2 separate regions of the Homo sapiens genome follow, and region 1 is linked to region 2. A link is a contact called in ENCODE Hi-C or POLR2A ChIA-PET data. All regions are on one chromosome and are shown on one strand. Each heading gives the region's core, a stretch centred on a gene start or an enhancer-like site at or near the end of the contact. The rest is flanking DNA. Distances are from core to core; before and after follow the strand shown. Region 1 overlaps IFNAR2-IL10RB (IFNAR2-IL10RB readthrough). Region 2 holds the start of LINC01690 (long intergenic non-protein coding RNA 1690).

The links. A loop is a pair of places that touch in the nucleus more often than their neighbours do. ChIA-PET counts read pairs that join two places held with the same protein, here RNA polymerase II (POLR2A).
Region 1: a map of Caco-2 shows a loop between it and region 2 (5-fold over the local background). The contact joins the enhancer-like site here to the promoter of LINC01690 in region 2. A Hi-C loop is called at or near these places in 1 of 168 maps with a recorded cell type or tissue (Caco-2). POLR2A ChIA-PET finds 5 or more read pairs at or near these places in 1 of 52 experiments (naive thymus-derived CD4-positive, alpha-beta T cell).

The regions. Positions count from the first base shown.
Region 1 is chr21:33,267,975-33,270,935 of GRCh38, forward strand. IFNAR2-IL10RB (IFNAR2-IL10RB readthrough) reads left to right here. Exons shown (of 13, transcript NM_001414505.1): 8 at 420-543. IL10RB (interleukin 10 receptor subunit beta) reads left to right here. Exons shown (of 7, transcript NM_000628.5): 2 at 420-543. Among named protein-coding and RNA genes, the nearest start is that of IL10RB, 3.1 kb to the left of the region's middle. RefSeq lists enhancers at 759-908, 919-968. Within about 2 kb of position 1,322, at least 13 of the 41 ENCODE cell types and tissues checked have a DNase peak (open chromatin) inside an H3K27ac peak, as active enhancers do.
Region 2 is chr21:32,957,469-32,960,555 of GRCh38, forward strand. LINC01690 (long intergenic non-protein coding RNA 1690) reads left to right here and starts at 1,420. Exons shown (of 2, transcript NR_135522.1): 1 at 1,420-1,621; 2 at 2,725-3,087.

The DNA.
Region 1 (2,961 bases), core at 72-2,571, 310 kb after region 2:
CTCGTGAGTTCCCCAGCTGAGCTCCAATCGGGGCACCAGCTGCTTAAGCCCAAAATGGACATTGACCTCAGCTTTTATGCATCAAATGTATCAGGAAGTCTCCAGTTTGTTTTTACGTCTGGAAATATATCTGAAATCCATGTGCCCACCCTACCCCCTCATAGCTTTCTGCCACCAGACAAATCCAAGGCTCCTTTGTCTGTCCCCATTTTACTCCTGCCCCTCCAGAAATTTCTCCTCACGGCTGTTCAAAGAAAATCTAGACTCCTCAGCACAGCCAACCTGTCTCTCCCTCCCTCACCCACGTGGCCTTTGAAGACATGGAGCCATAGAGGAGAACCAAGTGCTGGATGTGGGCTTTTTCATGGGCATCTGTTTTGAGGAGAAAAGTTGTAAATGTTTTTGTCTTATTTTCATAGCATTGGGAATGGTACCACCTCCCGAAAATGTCAGAATGAATTCTGTTAATTTCAAGAACATTCTACAGTGGGAGTCACCTGCTTTTGCCAAAGGGAACCTGACTTTCACAGCTCAGTACCTAAGGTGGGTCTGGCCTCACTATTGGCAGGAACGCACCGGAGGAGCCAGCCCTGGGCTGGTCACTGGGTTGGGCCACAGGAGGAAGGGAGTCTGACTACGGTCACCGTGTGACTGTGACAACCCTCAGGGAGCCTCCCTGCCAGCCTTTTGCTGTCTGGGAAATTCTCGTGGCCACCTTTTCTCTTTTAGGTTTTCTAGTTGTGATGGTTGACGATTTGACTGTTAATCACAGGGCTGCTGGCAGATACAGACATTTTATCATGCGTATGTAGATATAATCAGCCATAGTGGTAACCTCATGCTGTGCCCATCCCAGCTTGTTTGTCACAGTTGATATATTTTAAAAGAAAAATACCACTGCTGTCATCTCTAGGTATGAGTAGTATTGCTGGAAGTCAGCAATGTTGAGTGGATGCTACCCAAGAAACTGAGATATGCAAAGCGGTCAGGAAGCCCCTTGCTACCATATATCACCTGTTCCCCTCCAATGGATTATAACATCATGCCCCAGTGCCATGCGCGATGCACATAATTTGCATAATGAGTGCTCAGTTTCTCCGTGGTTCCATCCTGAAATTAAAAGTAAGACAGCTACTGACTGTTAAAAACCCCATTCTCGGACAACAGCAGGGGCTGTGAAGGAAGAGTGAGTGTCACCCTAGACGGTCATCTCAGTGGTGATCTGAACGCCCTCTACCTCTCCTGCCTGTCAGTGTTTCCCTACGCCTGGTGAAGGAAGTCAGTGCCAGCACTCCCTTGGCAGCCTGCCACCATACGCCACATGCTGGACTGCAGGTGACACACCTTTAGGCCAGGCGCAAACAGCAGCAGGAGGCCCAAGGCTGACAAGCCAACACACCTGCTTTCTGTGTGACTCAGAAACATACGAAGATAGACAAGTCCTTCAGTGAGGCAGGAGGAAATTTCTTCCCAGATCCAGCTGTCATTTCACAAAAATCCCCAAGGCCTGCTACATCAGAGAAGAAGTAGAAAGGTGAATAAGATAGTCCTCGTCTGTGCATTGCTGGCTTTTGTTTTTTAACTTTTAGTTCAAAATAATTCCAGACTAACAGAACATTTCAAAATTTTAAGTAGAATACAAAGAATTTCCAAATAGCCTACAATCAGATTCACCAATTTTTTTTTTTTTTTTTTTTTTTATGAGACGGAGTCTCGCTCTGTCACCCAGGCTGGAGTGCAGTGGCGCGATCTCGGCTCACTGCAACCTCTGCCTCTCGGGTTCACGCCATTCTCCTGCCTCAGCCTCCCGAGTAGATGGGAGTACAGGCTCCCACCACCATGCCCAGCTAATTTTTTGTATTTTTAGTAGAGACGGGGTTTCACCGTGTTAGCCAGGATGGTCACTATCTCCTGACCTCATGATCCACCCACCTCGGCTTCCCGAAGTGCTGGGATTACAGGCGTGAGCCACCACGCCCGGCCCAGGTTCACCAATTTTTAATGTTGGTCACATTCTCTCCCTTCCTCTCTCTCTCTCATGCCCTTTGTGCTGTAATATTTCACTGTGTATTTCACAAGAACAAGGATAATCTCTTACATCACATAGTACAGTGAGAAGCTCAGGAACTTTTACATTCATAAAATACTTGTATCTAATTTACAGTCCATAGTCCAGTACTGTCAGCTGTCCCAAGGATTGAAGGAGGGCATACTCTATAATTAATTTTTTTCCTGATGTGCATTTTCTAGTACTGATTGGCTTTATCATTTGCTTTCTGTGCTGTCTCTACTCAGTCTGAATAGCCACGGAGATTTTACTGTGGAAAATTAAATTTCTTCTCTGTCTGTCTGTCTCCCTGTAGTTTTTCTTGTTCTGTGCTGTGCTTTTGGGTTTGTTTGTTTGTTTTTCTTTTTTTTTTTTTTGAGACGGAGTCTCGCTCTGTTGCCCAGGCTGGAGTGCAGTAGCGCGATCTCATCTCACTGCAACCTCCGCCTCCCGGGTTCACGCCATTCTCCTGCCTCAGCCTCCCGAGTAGCTGGGACTACAGGCGCCCGCCACCACGCCCGGCTAATTTTTTTTAGTAGAGACACTGTTTCACCGTGTTACCCAGGATGGTCTTGATCTCCTGACCTCGTGATCCACCCGCCTTGGCTTCCCAAAGTGCTGGGATTACAGGCGTGAGCCACCGCGCCCAGCCTTTTTTTTTTTTTTTCTTTGAGACAGGGTCTCACTCTGTCACCAAGGCTGGAGTGCAGTGGTACGACCTCTGCTCACTGCAGCCTCCACCTCCTGGGTTCAAGCGATTCTCCTGCCTCAGCCTCCTGAGTAGCTGGGACTACAAGCACATGCCACCGTGCCCAACTGATTTTTGTACTTCTAGCAGAGATGGGGTTTCACCATGTTGGCCGAGCTGGTCTTGAACTCCTGGCCTCAAGTGATCCACCTGCCTCAGTCTCCCA
Region 2 (3,087 bases), core at 170-2,669:
AGGCACCGGCTTTAAAAGGAGGTGGTGTTCTGCACCAACCGGGTCCAAGCCCTAAAGAGAAGATGTCAAAGGAGCACTGCTCTTTTGAATATTCCCTTCACTGGAAGACAGTCGTGGCTGCATATATTGGCCGGGACTAGAAGTGTGGTTTTCCCCATGTGGCGGAATTGCTTTCATTTTCAAACATGGGCCAGGGGCATAATGGCCGCTTGTAATGATCACATTAGCATCATGGAGCAATATATCTACAATAAATTAAGACTGCTTTGCAATTAGTACCGATGATCACAGCTGCGGAGACAAATGGCATATGTGCTAATTAAATAATTTGTCACTTCACTGTTAAACAAACAATTCAGCCTCTTTATATTACAAACTGCCATCTCCAGAACATCACCATGGGCCATTAACCCCGTGGAAGGAACAGCTTGCCATGCCCACAATTGGTGGGGAGCGATGTTTGAATGGCAGGAAAAAGGTGATGGGGAAAAATCCACTTGGATGACAAGTCCCCTCAGACTTTGAAAATTTTCTTGGAAAATGAGTTCCAGGAGGACAAAACAAACTCTGCCACTCCACTCAGAAAACATTTGGAAGATAGCCCACTCCAGTGTTAAGATTTCTGAGCTCTATTCGATGTGCCCTTATTGAAGTGAACCATCAAACTGGTTGCAACCAATAAAAACTCCATCACGTCAAATCTCAACTTCATCTGGTGACTTCAGCGAAAGTCCCTCCTCCCCATTTGTACAGTTTTTCTTTTGTACAGATTTTGTACATACCTTTGTACAGTTTTTCTTTTCTTTCTTTAAGTTTTAGCATTTCCTACCCCAAATGCTAATCCATAAAGCTGAATTGTGAACTAGGGTTTAATGGGGGCCAGCCATTGCTAGCCTATATAATGGCTTTGTGTGAACTAAGAGGACTCAGCTCTGTGCAGGGCACCAGTCTTGGTAAGCAAGGTGCAGGCTGGATTTGCGTCCCTGCTCACCGCCTTGGTCCAGGGCCCTTGTGCAGTGAACAACCTGTCCAACCACACAGGCAGCTCTGACTCACTTGCCTCTGAAACCAGGAGAGACCTGGGTAATTTAAAGCCACAGAACACTAGCAAGTCATGTGTCATTATTATCCTTTATTCCTTGCTCTTTTATCAGAGTTGTTAACTAATGGAACTTGATTTCTCCTTCTTATTCCTGCGCTCGCTCCCATACAAGAGGCAGAATGGTCAGACAGAGAGAGAAAGGCAAGGCAGTGAGGACTTCTTGTCATTGGCCCTTCAGCAAATCCCTCATCAGGCACCGCCTTTGTAAGGAGCATGTGACACGGGTGGTGTTGAGTAGAAGGCATTTGTGATGTAACAGGTGTTTGGTGTAAAATACTCAGGCAGTGTTAAGTTCCACCAAAGTCATTCTACTGCAGTAAATTTCTACCAGGCAGGAAACAGCTAGAAACAAGGTTGAGTGTTCAGTCTTCCTTCCTGCAGGAAAGGTGATTCCCTGGATAATTTCACATTAGGCTTTAAGAGCTCCTTTCCTGTGGCATTGTGGGGGTGGAAAAAGAAAAGCCAGTCTTTTATCTTTATGGAAATCTCACTGTTCGGATACAAAAGTCTGTAATAGAGGTGAGTTCCTCAGCAAATTGGTGCGTTACTCACCAAAAAGCCATTCTGTCTCTTTTTTAAAGTGAAATCTGAGTTTATCCCAGAAAGACTGGGGCATGGAGCAGCTTAGCTCACATCACTTAGGATAAAGGTGGGCACACTCTTAAGTGAGACAGAGTCTCACTCTGTCACCCAGGCTGGAGTGCGGTGGTGCAATAATGGCTCACTGCAGCTTCGAACTCCTTGGCTCAAGTGATCCTCCCACCTCAGCTTCTGGAGTAGCTGGGACCACAGGCATGCACCAGCATACCCAGCTAATTTTTTATTTTTTGGTAGAGACAAGGTCTCACTATGTTGCCCAAGCTGGTCTCAAACTCCTGGGCTCAAGCATTCCTCCCACCTCAGCCTCCCAAAGTGTTGGGATTACAGGTTTGAGCCACTGTGCCCAGCCTTGCTATTATTATCATAACTGAATTTTATAGCATGGAGTGTCTTCAGCAGCACTTGTTAATATTGTCTGTTAGGTGTGTGCAGAGTGAGGAAAGGAGATTGCCTAAGAGTAATGTTTCTAAAAGAACTTTTCTGACATGTATTTGTACATGAGGAAATGCAGAGAGTGCAGGGTGAGTTTAGAGGCACTGAAAGCACTGCCAGGACATAAGATGTTTTTCCTACGGCTCTACAAGATGCATTATTATCTGGCCTGTTTCGGAAAAGACAGGCTGTTTTCTAGCAGCCTCCTGTCTTCTGGTACTTCAGAGAGTGGATTTCCATGTGTCCAAAGGCTGAGATGCGAGTCAGGAACCACCCAGACCAGCCAACTGTCCTACCAGTGGGCATAGAATCCTTAGGCTGCAAGACAACCTAGATGCCAGCTCATCTAAGCCTCTTATTTCACCAGAAGAAGGAATGGGAGGAGAGAGAGACAACAATGACCCTAAATCATCCTGTTCTTTTCCTTCTCTGGTGGCGGTGGGAGGGGAGGGGTTCCTCCCACCTTCCCTCTATTTTCTGATCTAAGCTGAGGAAATCCAAATGGTATTCTTTTATCCCAATATTAACTGGGACTCAGAGACTCCCCAAGCCACTTACTTAATTTGTGGTGTAAAATATTTTTGTTATAGAATTGTTCCGCCTCTTAAAGGAGATCCGTGGGGAAAGACCTGGCTGGACAGCCTTTTACATAGCCCCAGTGAAAACAATGCAGGAATCTGAAAAGGTCATTAGGAAAATAAAAACTTAAAGTCCTGAAAAGCTTTCTGACAATTGTCCAAGGCCATGCAGTCCTGAGGACACAGAGGACACCAGCCATCCCTCAGCCACGACCCACGAGCCAACCCAATCAGACCACATCTTGTCTTTCAGGAAAATGCACTGAATTTTGTACCATGCCCCCAAAAGCCTGGATCAAATTAAGAGTTTTAATACTCAAAGTCATTTATATTGTGTCTCTAAAGCATATACAATAAATGTACGCATCACTCAGG